3 separate regions of the Mus musculus genome follow, and regions 2 and 3 are each linked to region 1. Evidence: chromatin loops called from intact Hi-C (ENCODE). Cell type or tissue: heart. All regions are shown on one strand.

Region 1 (5,000 bases):
ATAGATCTTATGCACAGGTACCTAGCAACCCATTCTGTTCTGTTCCTCCTGCTGAACTTTTTACCTAGCCAATATCCTGCTTTTGGGAACAGGTGAGTTCTCCCAGAAACAAAGAGCGATTCTGCGTCATCTCCCTCCCCATACCCTGCTTCTGTGGGCATAAAACCTGCCTGGGAAAAATAAAAATTTGACAGCTTGATCAATCAGACTTGCTGTCCGTCCTTGTGTTCCTCACCCCTCATTCTCTCCGCAGGCGGTTCCTCAGACCCTGTCCAACTGTCCCGCAGGCAGAGGCACTAAGGAAGCTCACATACAAATTGTAACCTCAGCACATGACCTTCCCAGGTTGATTTTATTCCAAGAACATTAAATTATATGTCCTGACAACTTTTAGGCTGAAGTTAGTGTCACATTGACACTGTATAAACTACCTCCAGCATCCACCTTAGAATTTTCCATTTTCTCCAGCAGACACTCTGTCTCTACCAGACATTGACTGCTTGCCTCAGGGGACACCATCTTTGTGAGGTCTCAAAGAAACAGGGACAGAGGCTGAGCTGCACCTATTTAACATATCAAAGTGGAGGCTGGTGACTAGTCTCTCCTGGCACCACCAGTCCTTGTTGCAGAGTCCTGGCTCCTCTAGGCACTTCTCACCTTGCCTTGAGCCTGTCTCCTCCAGCTCCTGAGCTTCATTCCTCCCTGCAGTGTCTCTGATTCCTATACAACTTCAGCCATTTTGGCTATGCAGCCTTTTGGTCTCTCTCATGCTCTCAGTCCTGAGATCCCTCCTGCCCACCTCCCCTCCCCTCCCCTCCCCTCCCCTTCCCTCCCCTCTCCTCTCCTCTTTCTCATTTCCTCTCTTGCTCTCCCATCCCCTTCTCCCATGGCCTGGTTCAGTCTACTGGCCCTGTTCAGCCAGGACCTTTCCAGATGCCTCTGGCTATGTTCTCTCTCATGTCTACAGTAAATCTTCTCCCCAACCACACTGTGGAGCAGCCAAGGCCTCGCTTTTCATTCAGTCACCACTACCATTCTACCTTCTGTCTGTTAACCCTCTAACCTATGGTCTATGTGTAAGTGGTAACATGCACTGTTTTTCATGCATGCAATGTTGGAGTATGTACTGGGACGGTCTTTTTATAGCTGAATAATTGTCTGCTGCATGAATCAGATTTGGTTTTTGTGCCATCAACATGTAAGTGCTCTGTGAATCTCTCTCTCTCTCTCTCTCTACACACACACACACACACACACACACACACACACACACACACGGGGGGGGGGGTGTAGGAAAGCAACTGCTGTTTGCTTTCAACTAACCTAGCCACCAGTGGACTAGAAGTCACCCATTCTTCCTCACAGATCCCCTCTTCCAGCTTCTAGCAGTTGATGTCACAGTTAACACCACGAGATTCCCTTTTATAAGCACTCCTTCCTTAAGTGGCACCTTGTACCACCTCCCACTGGTTAATACTGAGCAGGACATTGGCTTCAGCCTTCTCTGTAGCAGCTGCTTGAGAAGTGAACACTTATTAAAAGAGATTCCATGGGAGTGTAGGGAGGGAAGAGAAGAGAGACTTTGCAATCACAGGCTTTTCTTGGGGACAGGCACTTGGGGACATCCAAGGGTGGAACCAAAGGACCGACTCATTGGCTTCAAGACTGGGGTTCTCACACAAGGTGGAAAACAGGTGACAGAGGAGGAAGAGTGACTGGTTAGTGTTCCTTCCTGGAAAGCACAGGGACACGGAGGAGGGAACTGTGGGCATTCAGCTCTGATTATGCATACTCACTGACCGCCAAGCACAACAAGCACTTGGAGATAGACTAACAATCTTTTTTCTTCTGGCCATACTGGACATAGATTTTGGTTCAGCAATGAGCTTCCTTTTCAGAGGATGCAATGCGAAGCTTCCCCAGTAGAGGGCACTAGATGGCCATGAAGGAATACTCGGTCTCTGCCAGGAAGCTGCCTGCTGGAGAGACAGAAGAATGTGGGGTGGGGGTGAAGAGAGGTAGGGGGTTGGGTGGGGGGACACAATGAAAAGAGGCAGAACTAGAGACTCAAAGAGTCGTGAAGAAAGCCTGATGTGAGTAGCCAGGGATGCCTCCTAGGTCCATGATGGGGTCCTGTCTTTTGCTGCCACCAGGGGCCACGTCTGAGTCTGTGGCCCTGCAGAAGTAGGGATCTGTTACTACAAAAAGGCCACGTGGATGCCCCCCGAGGGCTACTCTCCTGGTACATGTTGATGTCTGAGGGCTGTGCAGAACTGGCGTACCCTCGCCTGGACATTGTGGGAGAGCTGGCCCTGGGGAGATGTTAGCAGGAGAGAAAACTCCGCCCCTATCCAGCTGCAGTACTTAGGAGAGCAGATCTGACATTGTGGGTGAGCCAATCCCCCGGAGAGTATGAATGTGGAAGAGTTGGCCCAGCCTCTTGTCTGCTATGTGGTGACATGGGAGAGGGAGAGATGTCCCCCTTTCCCCCTTGCCACCTACAGCAGGCTAGGAGCTGGCCCTGAGGTCACCAGAGCAGGAGAGATCAGAGCCCTGCCCTCATTTGCTGCAGCACAGTAAAGCTGGCCCTGGTTGTGGAGGTTTCAGGAGAGCAGGCCCTGCCTCTTGTCTGCTGTGTCATGACATTGGCAAGAGAGAGATCCCCACCCTCCATTTTGCCCTCACAACTGGCAGCAGGTGGGAAAGTTGACCCTGACCAGGTCATGAGAGCAGAACGGGCCCTTCCCATCACCTGCTGAGTCACTTGGGAGAGCAAGCTCCCTCCTCTCCCCTTCCCTTCCTTGTCCCTTGCCATCTATGGCAGGCAGGAGAGCTGGCCCCACGGTCATGAGAGTGGAAGAACTGTCCATGTCCCTCACAGCTGCAACACTCAGAAGAGCAGGCCCTGCACCTCACCTGGACAGCAGAGTAGAGCTGACCCTGGTGGCAGAGATGGCCTCAAGGTTGTGAGAGTGAGAGAGGCAGTGAGCTGACCAGCTCAGATACCTCTCAGGCCCAAATCTAAGACTTTGAATTGGTCCACCCCAACATCTACCCCTTGATGAACTGCTGGAGTTCATGAAGGGGCCTAAACTCCTGTATCTCCATGACACAGGACAACAGCAGACTATCTGAGAGGAGTCCCAGCGAGCTTCTAGTATCAGTAGAGTGGCAGAAGCCAGAGGCCTTGAACCAGACCAACAAGTCATTCAATGAACATTTGGAAACAAAGAAATGTGGACAAAAAGGGTGTGATGTGGGACACACTATAACACACTGTAGCTTCCACAAGATTTTTTTTTTCTGCAAGGGTGGAGAGTGGACACAAGGGGAGGGGGAGATGACTGGGATTGGGATGCGTGATGTGAAACTCACAAGGAACCAATAAAAAGCTTTAAAAAATAATAAAACACTTAAAAGAGCAAATACATTCTATTTTCCATTTCATTCTTGACCTCTTAAAGTGGGAGGAGTGGACCAAACATTTAAAACTAAAGGAAATGATTTTAAATGCTAACATGGAATTATCACCCATCAAGCTAAGATGATGATCTTAGAAAGAGCTGTTTGCTTTCCTCTGTAGCTAAACATATCCCCTTGAACCTGACCTGCATCTGGTTGCTAGGGCAAGCACCAAATTAATATGTGTTCCTACATGGTGCCCTTAATAAAACCTGAGGAGGCATTTAAAAGTTGAAGAGATGAGAATATTAAAATCATTCCATCACCATCTGAGCACATGAAGGGCCACAAAGCTGGTGTAGACACCAAAGCAGTGTGAATCCACAGGAAAAACTCCTATTTCTTACTCTCCTGCTTTGTAGTTATTGCCTAAAAGATCAGCTTTCACCCTGCTGCACAGTCTCCCTAGGCTTTGCACATGGTCGTCTGAATCTCATGTATATGCTCTGTTATGTGAGCATCTGGCTCCACAGCTATTTCGCAGGGATGAGGGGAGACCCAACTGCTTTCTCCAGGAACCAACCTTGAGATTCTGTAGCTGATAATTATCACTTCATTTGGAAGCTCCCATAAAGCCTGTAGCTGTGACTGCATCATTGCTACCCACTAGCCAATCATGTGAAAGCCTTGAATTGCCTGTTTGGGAAACATGGGATTGTTTATACCCACAGAGAGGCTATAGGTAGAGTCAAGGACTGAGTCTGAAGTGAGACCTTGGGGTGGAGTTCTGCTTTGAACAAAGAATTGTCAACAACACCCAACAGCCACCAGTAAGCCTTAGAGACAAGGACAAAGACCCCCAGAAAATTCTTGTGGTTTACGTGCCCAGCAGCCATAAGCGATCAGTTCTTCTTGGTCCCTAGAAGTACGTCTGGAATGACCTTGCTGCTAGGGTGTTCACACATCTTACAAAAGAAAGACCAAAGGAGGAATTTTAGAAGGGGTGGAGGCTGAAGGTTGGGGGTTGAAGGATGGGAATAAGATAGTCTGCGTTCCTAATTACAGAGGTGGCTCTCACTTTCAAGGAGAGAATACTGACCAAGTAAAGTAGGTGTGGTTTGGAGGAGAATGACCCCTATAGGTTTGTTCGAATGCTTAGTCCTCAATTGGTGGAACCGTCTGTGAAGGATTAGGAAGTATGGTCTTAGAGAAGGTGTGTTTCTGGGGATGGGCTATCAAGTTACAAAAACCTAAATCGGTCCAGGCCTTTGCTCTCCTGCTCTCTCCCTCAACCCCCCTCCCCTCTCCCCTCTCCCCTCTCCCCTCTCCCCTCTCCCCTCTCCTTTCTCCCCTCTCTTCTCTCCCCTGCCTCCTTGTTGTTGTCTCAACATGTAAGATCGCAACTAAGGCTCCAGCACCATGCTACCTGCCTCCTGCCTTTCTTCTTGCCACGATGGTCATGGATTCACTTTTTGTAACCATGATCCCACATTAAATGCTTTCTTTTATAAGTTGCCTTGGTCATAGTATATGTCTTGGTTATGGTTATTATTGCTATGATGAAACATCATGACCAAAGAAACCTGGGGGAGAAAGGT
Region 2 (5,000 bases), 460 kb after region 1:
AAAATCTGAGAAGGATTCCTGAGGTCCCTGGATTATCTTTGTTAACTGACCAGTGGTTTCACCTGCTCGAGAGAGCGCCTTCCAGGCCCTAATAGCCGTGGAAGAAATCTGGGCATAAGCTCCCCAATGGTAGTTTGTCTGATCAGCAGAATAAGCTCCCTGACCCGTTAACAAGTCAAAAGTCCAATCTCTCTGCTCTGGAGTCAAAGCAGCTGCGTTTGCTCGGGCCTGCGCTTGTGCAGCTTCGTGCCAAAGCGCTTTCCATTCCATATATTTGCCCATACTAGGGAGAGCGGCTTTTACAACCGTTTGCCAGTCAGCAGGAGTTAGTGCCATGCCGGCGAGCCTGTCTAACTGCACCAAGGTAAAATTAGCATTGGTTCCATATTTACGGACCGACTCGGCAAGTTCTTTAATCTGCACATATTCTACCGGAGCGTGGACACGCCCACCCTCGGCTCCTTCAAAGACTGGAAATGCCTGTTCTATTTTCCTTTGTTCCTCTCGGGGAATGAATGAGTCTGCGCATTGCCTCTCTGCGCACTGCCTCTCTGCGCATTGCTGACGCACTACGGGCTGACGCACTACGCAGGGCGGGGACTCCGCATAGGGCGGGAGTGCACCTGGTAGCCGATTGCCCTGAGGCCAATTAGCAAACTGGCCTTCGCCAGCCGCTTTTGGCTTTTTTCTTGACCAATTAGCTGGCTGGTAATGGGCTGCTTCTTCCTCCCAGTCTGTTTCCTCAGAGGAGAATTCTTCATCTGCTTCAGAACTACTAAGAGCTGGCTTCCTGAGCTCATCCAGCGATGAGCACAGGCTCCTTTTCCTATAGACCTCCGCTAATTGATCTTTCTTCTTTTCCCTTTTTCCTCTTTTTCTTCTAATCTCTCTCCAGGTATTCCTACCTAACCTTAACTTTTCCTCGGGTTCAAGACCCTTGGAAAGGCCTGTATACTTAGTTTGTGTACTACATTTTCTTTTTGCTCCTACTTTCTCTCCCCGCTTTACTTCTGATAGATTACCCTGAATTTCCTCTAGAATTTTCAGCCCTATCTTAATCACTTGATAACATGTGAAAAGGAACAAAAGGGCTCCTAACACCAGAAAAAATTCAAGGCCAAACATATTCCACTTTACTTCTGATAGACTGTCTTGAATTTCGTTAGAAAGTTCAAGGCCAGGCTTACCTCGTAAAGCTGTACTCACTGGTACTCTCGTTCCCCAGCTGAAAAGTTCTGAATTCATACAGTTGAATCCTTCTTAACAGTCTGCTTTACGGGAACCTTTATCACCGTCGTTCCCCAGCTGATGAGTTCTGAATTCGGCAGTTGAATCCTTCTCAACAGTCTGTGTTACGGGAACCTTTATAAACGTGATCCGCAGTTCTGGTTCTGAAATGAAGTATCCCTCCTGCGCCGGTGATGGTTAACTCCCTCCCGGGTTTTTCTTCCCGGTCTTTCGGCACCAATTGTTATTAGACGCGTTCTCACGACCGGCCAGGAAGAACACCACAGACCAGAATCTTCTGCGGCAAAGCTTTATTCTTACATCTTCAGGAACAGAGTGCAAGAAGCAAGAGAGCAAGAAGCAAGAGAGAGAGAAGCAAGAGCGAGAGAAAACGAAAACCCCGTCCCTTTTTTAGGAGAATTCTCCTTCGCCTCGGACGTGTCACTCCTTGATTGGCTGCAGCCCATCGGCCGAGTTGACGTCACGGGGAAGGCAGAGCACAAGTAGTCATAAGATACCCTTGGCACATGCGCAGATTATTTGTTTACCACTTAGAACACAGCTGTCAGCGCCATCTTGTAACGGCGAATGTGGGCGCGGCTCCCAACAGCAGGCCTTTTCTGTGTGACTTAAACTGGTTCTAGGGAATGGGATGGGGACCTGCTAAGGCCACAGAACAGAACCAAGCACACAGCAATGCACTTGTTTGTCCCTGGGTACAGAGGCACTGTTCAATAGGTAACTTGCTGTCCAACAGGCTTTGACTTAGATAGATCTTCCTAGCTGTAGGCTGATTTCAGTGTTTAGAGCATGTTTAAGGTTGACAAGGCCAAACTGGGAGAGTTGGAAAGGTATACTCAATACACTCACACATGTTGATATTTTTCAACTTCCTGTGATTTCAATGGAATATAGTCTCATAGTAAGGCAGGAACATGTGTGATTATATACATGTTACATAGACGCATCTCCTATTGGTCCTGTTTTTCTAGAGAGTCCTCAGTAAACATGGGATCTTGACAGTTTTGTTTTGCTTGAACCACAGTCTTCAGAACCAGAACTCTTTATTTCCTAGACTTACCAGACTCACTTGTATCTGGGGTTGGAGGCTGGTTTTTTGTGTAGCCCAGGCTGGCTTCCAACACACTCTGTACCAAGGATGACCTTGAACTTCGGACCTTGCCTCCATCTCCTGAATGCTCCTTTTATAGGGAGCCACTACTTCCCCAGAATAGTTAACTCCTTTGCAGCCTGCTTTGTAGTTGTGTTTCCTTTAAATTGGAATCCATTTCTAAGCCCCAGGGAGAAACCTGTGGCTGCGTCTACGACTAGAGTACATCCTGTGCACAATGCAGACTATCAGCCTCAGTCCCTCTAGACCATCTGCCAGAAAGCTTCCAAAAAGTAAGCTGTAGGCAGTCTTCCCGAAGTCGACCACGGTGGTCAGCGTCATCAGAACCTGTGAGCAAGGTGGCAGTCGCCTCGCAGGAGCAAATGTAGGTGCACTGTTCCTCCCCCCACCAACCTCCTGCTGTTCCAGGGAGGCGGTCCCTGCCTGCCCCAGCGTGAGTCACCCTGCTGAGTCCTGAGCACTGCAGCTCTGCCAGCGGGGTCCTTTCTATCAGTTCTCAGATCACACACCGGCAGCCAAGACTTTTCTCCTTAAGCCCTCTGTTTGGAAAAGAATGCTCTCAGGGTTCTGTTTCTCACACACGCCCCATTCAGCTCTGCCAAAGTCTCCAGGCCGTCCCCACCTGCCACCTGTGGGCTGTTCTGGGAACTGCAACCTGGCTGCTTGGCCCTCTACACCTAATGAACCTACTAAAAATTCCAACCAGACTCCTCAGTCACAAAAGCCCCTGGGTTCCTGCGGACACAGATGTTGATGGCCTGGCCACTACGTCTAGATCTCTCTTCTGTGCCTCAGTTATAACTCTGGAACTCTATTTGGCTTATTGAACAAATGATGTACACTTATAACTGAAATTTTCCACTTTTTTATTAGTGCTAACGTCTCTGTAACTTCTGGGTTGGTTTGGGTCCATTAGTTTTCCTCCTTGTTTTGGGTCTCATCTAGTCTCTCTCTCATATATGCGGTAATCTTTGGTTGAAATCCAGGCATCTTGGTCTTGCTTGCTTGGATCCTGGGTATTTCTTATTGGCTCTCAACTCCCTAAAAATATCTTATACTTGCATCTCTCCAGTCTGTCTCCTCCAGCACCTAGCTTCTCCCATGTGCCCATCTGTGTCCAAGAAACCCTTTTCTCATAAGGATTTAGCCCCTGAAAGGCCTACATAAATCTAGTATGTCACAGTAATGGTGTCAATGTCCCTTCCAAACTTGTGTAGAAACTTTCTTTTTGGCTTGGCAGTGGTGTTAAGGAGATCAGGTCAGGAGAGCTCTGCCCTTGGGTACAGATGAATGTCATTACAGTTGAGTGAATTCTTTATACCAGGATCTCACCCCATCCTGTGATGCTGGGTGCTATGGATCACCCAGAGGCCCTTAGCAGAAGTAGCGCTTCTATTCTGGACTATGATTCCAATAAACTGTTATTTTTGTTTATTTGTTTTTGTTTTAATTTTGATCTCTCTCTCTCTCTCTGCCTCTCTCTCTCTCTGCCTCTCTGCCTCTCTCTCTCTCTCTCTCTCTCTCTCTCTCTCTGTGTGTGTGTGTGTGTGTGTGTGTGTGTGTTTGTGGTGTACATGCATGCCAGAGCACCTGTGTGGAAGTTAGACGACAGTTTTCAGGAGTCAATGTCTAACTGTAACTCAAGCTATCTGGTTTATGAGGCGCATGCTTTCACCCACTGAGCCTCTTGCCAGATTAACTCCTGCTGCTATTCCCAGTCTATGGTAGTATTGTTGTCCAGAAAGTGGGTCAAGCCACACAGGATCCTGGCTAACTACGGCTGCAAAAACCCTATTTGCAAAAGGGATCACTCACAGAGGGGTAGGGTTGGGTGGGACATGTCTCTAGGGGAATACAGCTCTCACAGCCTCAGCACCCAGCTTGCCTTCTCCACAGTGCTTTGTTGGTTGTTCGATAGGCTTCCCTTCAGTGTGTAGCTTAGAAAGATGGCCCAGATGCCTACTTTGATGCTGAGTCCTCACCACATCCATAGGCTTGCCCTTATGTGGAGACCCAAGAAATAGGAGATCTTTACGTCTAAAAAAGTCCTGTCTCATTAATCCCCCAGCTTTCCTCAAAAATACAATTACACATCTGCTGGCACAGCTTTTGTCTCATTTATGATCTTTCCAATTAATTTTTTATTAGAGTATGTGTATGTTTATACCTATGTTTGATGTGTATGTAAGTAAGGTGTTTTTCATGCCACAGCATGTGGAAGTCAGGGGAAACTTTAGTGAGTTGGTTGTCTCCTTCCACCATGTTTTTGAGGCAGGATCTTTGTTGTTTCTGCTGCTGTACTATGTGCTCCAGCCTTCAAGCTTCTGGAGGATCCTCCTGACTCCACTGTTTGAGGTTTTACACACACACATACACACACACGTATACACACAGACACACACACATATAGACACACATACAGACACACACACAGACACACACATATACACACAGACACACACACAGACACACACACATATATACACACACAGACACACACATATACACACACAGACATACTATATGTATATATATAAATTTCCCATATATTATTTATATTTATTATATATAATATATATTTAATTATGCATTCTTGGGGAGTGCCTGAGAAGGCAGGTGCCTTTGGAGGCCAAAGACATTG
Region 3 (5,000 bases), 280 kb after region 1:
TGGGCTCAGCACCGTGCCTGGCTGTCTCCAACTGCCACTTTGTGGCAGATGTTAAGAGATCAGTGCTTCCAGGGCCAGGGATAACTCACCACAACGGTTCTCATCTTCTCCGTTGGGACAATGTGCTACCCCGTCACACCAGAGAGAAGAGCTGATGCATGTGCCTGAAGACCCACACTCCATCTCAGACGTAGAACAGTTGCTGTCCCCTGGCATTGTATTGGGAGAAAGGGAGGAAAACTCATCAGGCTGAGCATCCAAGGAACTGCAGAGCCCTTAGGAGTCTTGTCATTCACCCTCAAGTCCAGTGAACAGGAAAAACCACCTCCTCACAAGGAAAGGACATGCCATTGCTACATGTAGCGCTTTGAATAAGTTTGGCTCTTGGAAAATGGCACTATTAGGAGGTGTGGCCTTGTTGGAATAGGTGTGACCTTGTTGGAGGAAATGAACAGCAGGGTACAACCTTGTTGCTACTTGAATGAGAGAACTAGTTTAAGACTCCCACAAGCTACAGATTTGTGGAAGCAAGAATACATACACTGTTTATACAGCAATAGGTGCATGGAGAAAAGGGAGGAAAAGGCAGCCTTGCCCTCAATGGAAACCAATCTGGGAGGCATCAGGTGGCTCCTCCAGCCTGGGGAGAAGGTCACAGTCACGGCCATGCACACAGTCCAGCCCCAAACTTACAGAACCTCCAAAGCAAGACAGCAGCCACAGCAGCTCCCGTGAGGACAGTGCCCAGGGCGAGGGCTAAACACAGCGATTTCTTAGACTCTGCGGAAGAGAGGGGTGCTCAGGTCAGTGCTGTAGGAAGATGGTCCTTCTGCCATGCTTAGAGTCATTTTGACTTGAAAATACCACATGTCAGGCTGGGCATGATTGCATATGCCTGCCTCTAACCCCAGTACTCAGGAGGTGAGGACACGGGCAAGAGTTTAAGGCCAGCCTGGAATACAACAAAGAGGAGGAGGAGAAGCAAAAGGGGAAAATCTCAGAAGTCCAAGTCCAAAGTTCACTTGCTACACATAGCAACAAGGCCAGCTTAACCTGGGCACCTTTAAACTTGCTCAGAACTCTTGCATTACCTAAGGCTGGGGAAAACACCCAGTTAGACACCTATTTACAATAAGGTGCTGGATTCTGCATGCTCCTCATGGAACACCACACTGAGCCTGAGAAGCCGAATGATTTTATGAGCACTCATTCACATTGTCATGCAGCCAGAAGTCCTAGTTTAGCGACTGACTGACTGTGTGTGGGTCCATTTATTTGCCACATTAGGGAAGAAAAGGCACCTATTTAATTCATTTGCTTTCGTGCTGCTAAGGATCAAACCCAGTGTCTCACTCATGCTAGGCAAGTGTTCTACCACTGAGCTACACAACCACCCTATGCAACAGTATTGCCACACACATGCAAATGTTAGCTTGAACGTTAAGGGCGCCACTTGGGAGTCTCAAGGCTTCTGCAGCATGAAAATATGTGCTTGGGGGAAATGGAAGCTGAAGCTCCAATTTGAAATGAAATCCAAGAACACTAAGCTCTTAAAACATCACCTTAGGGAGGGTTTGAAAATGGGCCAATGCTCACAAAAAACAAACAAACAAACACCCAGATCGAAAAGGAGAGCTGCCTGGTGTCAGCAACTGCAAGTACAAATCATATAATACTGTCCCCCAACACATCATGGGGGTGCCAGGGGCTTCAGGTAGAGCACCTATCCTTCCCCTAGTAACTTTGGGCTTTTCCTCCTGGCCACTTTGTTCCCAGAAATAACCACTCCAAGACAAATTATTTATGAATAAATGCTTAGGCCATAAGCTTCATCTTGCTCCCCAACTAGCTATAACTCAATTACCCTATTGATTCTATTCTATGTCTTCCACATGGTAAGTTACCTCTCCTCAGGTTTATACAGCTGTCTCCTCCAGAATTAGAGGCAAATCTCCCCCATCTGACTAGTTCCCATAATTCCTCTCTCTCTCTCTCCCTACCAGATGTCCCACCTTCTAGTTCCTGCTACAGCTCATTGGCCGTCAGTTTTTTATTGACCGGTGATGCTTCAGAGATTCTCTCTACATCCCATGGCTGCTGAAAGAACCCTGTGGTATTTGACAGCCACTAGCCATTTACTGCTATTGACACTTTCTTTCAGTAATTACAATTAAGTGGAATTAAACTAAAGTGTATAAATTGAATCACTCAGCCTGCCACAGTGGGGTTTACAATGGTTTGGCAGATAAAGGCACTTACTGCCAAGCCTGATGACCTAAGTTGTCCCCAGAACCTACATGGTAGAAGGACAGGGCTGAATCCAACAGACTACTCTAACCTCTACACACTCTGTGGTACACAAATAAATAAATGTTTAAAATGAGCAAACAAGCAAAAAACAAAGAAGGAACTCTTTGTTCAGAGATATAGCAATGAGCAAACAAACAAAAAACAAAGAAGGAACTCTTTGTTCAGAGATATGGCTCAGTAGTTAAGTTGCCCTTGCACAAGTCACATACTCGGTGACTCACAACTAACCTTGGCTCCAGTTCCAAGGGATCCAGTGCCCTCTGCTGGCCCCTGTGGGTACTACATGCACTTGGTGCACATTATGTATGTGCAAGCACTCATAAAGAAAGAATAAAAAATTTCAGCTAAGAATAAAATAATTTAGAGAATGATTTCCAATACCTAACTGATTTCTTCTATCCATAGCAAACAGGGGTAGCACTGCTGGACAGTGGTTTCAGCCAAAAGTATCAAGGTTTAAAGAAAAGGCCTGATTTCAGAGAAGGGGCCCTGGGGAGTCTAAAATTTGGCATCTTCACAGTGAGGGGCTGGTCATTCCCAGCAACTCCCTCTCCAGATGAAGTTCTAGCAGGGGGTAAGGGGTGGGGTCCCTGGATCTTTTCTTGGAAGAAAGGCTGAGAGATAGAATACAGAGCATAGGAAATATCATTAAAATGGACACTCCCAGGCTAGAAAGAGCCTTCAGGTCTGGAGACCCCAGCTGCAGTGTCACTGTGCTTCCAGAAGTTGGAAAGGCAGGCTGGGGTTGGGCTCTGGAGCCAAGTGACCCAAGCTGACCTGCTTAGGACTGAAAGACTTGCTTTCACCTGGTTCCTACGTCCTGCTAATGGTATAAAAAAAAAATGCCTGGGGATTGGTCCTCATCCCCATCAACAGGGATTGTGCTCCTATGCTAAAGCAGGCAACCTGAACTCTCAGCAGCCTCATAGGGGAGGCCTGGGTCTGAAAACCTCACAAGGCAGTGATTTTATCAAAATGCAGTGAGGGGTGACGGTGCCTTCAGGCACCAGGGTGGAGCCACCAAGAAACCCACAAGAGAAATTCCTTATGGCTCACCTGATGAACTACCAAGTACATTTTCCTCTTTGGGCAACTTATCTGCATGCCATTGTACCTGAGATAAAATGACTCGCTTAAAACTGCCCATGTGGCTCAGTGGTAAACATTTGCCTAGCATGTTCAGGAACCTAGCTCAGCGGGAAAAAAACAAACACTGAATCAGTAACTTGGCTGGTGAGTAAGGGAGATTAAATCAGGTGTCCTTCACCTCTTGTTGGGGCATGTGCAGAGTCACAGTCTGGCTGGTTCACTCAGGACCATGTGTGCAGCAAGAAACCCCCATTTCACCTCTGAACAGGCATTTGTCACCAGCTACAGTCTGCACAGCATAGACTTGCAAGGTTCAGTCCTGCACCATTGTTCATTTATATCTATCCTTCCCAACAGAGCCTGTTGACTCAGCCCTATGGCATCTCTGCATCACAGGACTGTTGACTTTGATCTTCAAAGGCTCTTGCAGGTGCATTCACTGCCACTCAAATGGGTAAGTTCCATGACAGTTGTTAAAGCAAACAGATGGATCCAAAGCAGAATGTCCTTATACTCCCAACATTTAAAGTTGTGCTACCAACATAATGTAGGACACAGGTTCAGAGCTTAATGTCATTCTGACAAAGATGTAGTTTTTGATGCCTTAATAGCAATAACATGTTCTTTTTTTCTTTTTCCTCTCTCTCTCTCTCTCTCTCTCTCTCCCTCTCTCGCTCTGTGTGTGTGTGTGTGTGTGTGTGTGTGTGTGTACACCTCAGAGGCCAGAAGATAACATTGGATTCCCTCCCGTTGGAGTTGTAGAGGAATTCAGATGCTCTGTGAGAACAGCTAATGCTCTTTACTACAGTTAACCCAGTACTGTGATTTTAAAAACATTGTCAAAGTGAGTGAAAAATAGTAAAATAAAATTACTAAAATACTTTCCGGTTCTTGGGACAAGGGGGTCATTCTGTACTTCTGGTAGGCTAATGGTGGGAAGCCCAAGACTGTAGTCTGAATGGATAACTATCAGATAGTGATTTTATCAAAGCACAGCCAGAGATTTTACAATGCAGGTTTATAATGGAAAATCGCACCTCAGTGTTTATCCTCCCTATTTATAGGCAATTGACAGAAAACTAAGATGTCCCACCCCCCATCTGTCACTTCCTGATTACTCCCTGGGAGTGCAAAAGTATTCAGTAGGGTACACCGGGATGCTTCTGCCTTCTGGGCTGACCACTGAAGGCAGGACAGTCTTTTTGGAGGTGCAGCCTTACATGGGGCTCTTTGGCTTCTGATAACTAACAGTTCCTTGCCCTGACTTTCTTCCAGCCAGCATGGCAAGGAAAGGCCAGGTCTTCTGCACCTCAGCTGGGCTAAGATGAAATAGTTCATGCAGACAGGAAAGAAAGCAAGTGACTAGAGGTGGATCAGAGCAAAGAACAGAAGAGCCACTCAGATGTAGAGAGGGACAGCAGGAAAGCCAGGAATGTCCAAGTGGGACAAACAGATTCCTGAGGCCTAAGGTCTATCACATGACTGCTGATGAAGTATGGGTGGCCCACAGGATTCACTTTTGTATCAACCTTGAACGATACATGAAACACACAGACAGGTGCTCATCTCATAAAGCAGCAACTCTGCTAGAAAGCTGGTGT

The links. Peaks named below come from ENCODE experiments on the same cell type or tissue, not always from the same donor. Only the 100,000 strongest peaks of a DNase experiment are listed, where the experiment ranks them.
Region 2: it touches region 1 in a loop (5-fold over the local background); 13 of 42 quality-filtered maps call a loop at or near these places.
Region 3: a loop joins it to region 1, with 7 times the contacts of the local background. A loop is called at or near these places in 15 of 42 quality-filtered maps.

Annotation. Positions count from the first base shown.
Region 1 is chr16:97,311,126-97,316,125 of GRCm38, forward strand. No RefSeq gene overlaps it. Among named protein-coding and RNA genes, the nearest start is that of Bace2, 43 kb to the right of the region's middle. In heart, CTCF peaks have their summits at 1,911 (motif pointing right) and 2,122; no DNase peak of the experiment used is centred here; H3K27ac peaks cover 723 bases.
Region 2 is chr16:97,775,920-97,780,919 of GRCm38, forward strand. No RefSeq gene overlaps it. Among named protein-coding and RNA genes, the nearest start is that of Ripk4, 15 kb to the left of the region's middle. In heart, a CTCF peak has its summit at 3,009; a DNase peak (open chromatin) is centred at 2,832; H3K4me3 peaks cover 371 bases.
Region 3 is chr16:97,590,731-97,595,730 of GRCm38, forward strand. Tmprss2 (transmembrane protease, serine 2) reads right to left here. Exons shown (of 14, transcript NM_015775.2): 4 at 694-780; 5 at 90-209. Among named protein-coding and RNA genes, the nearest start is that of Tmprss2, 18 kb to the right of the region's middle. In heart, a CTCF peak has its summit at 2,578 (motif pointing left); no DNase peak of the experiment used is centred here.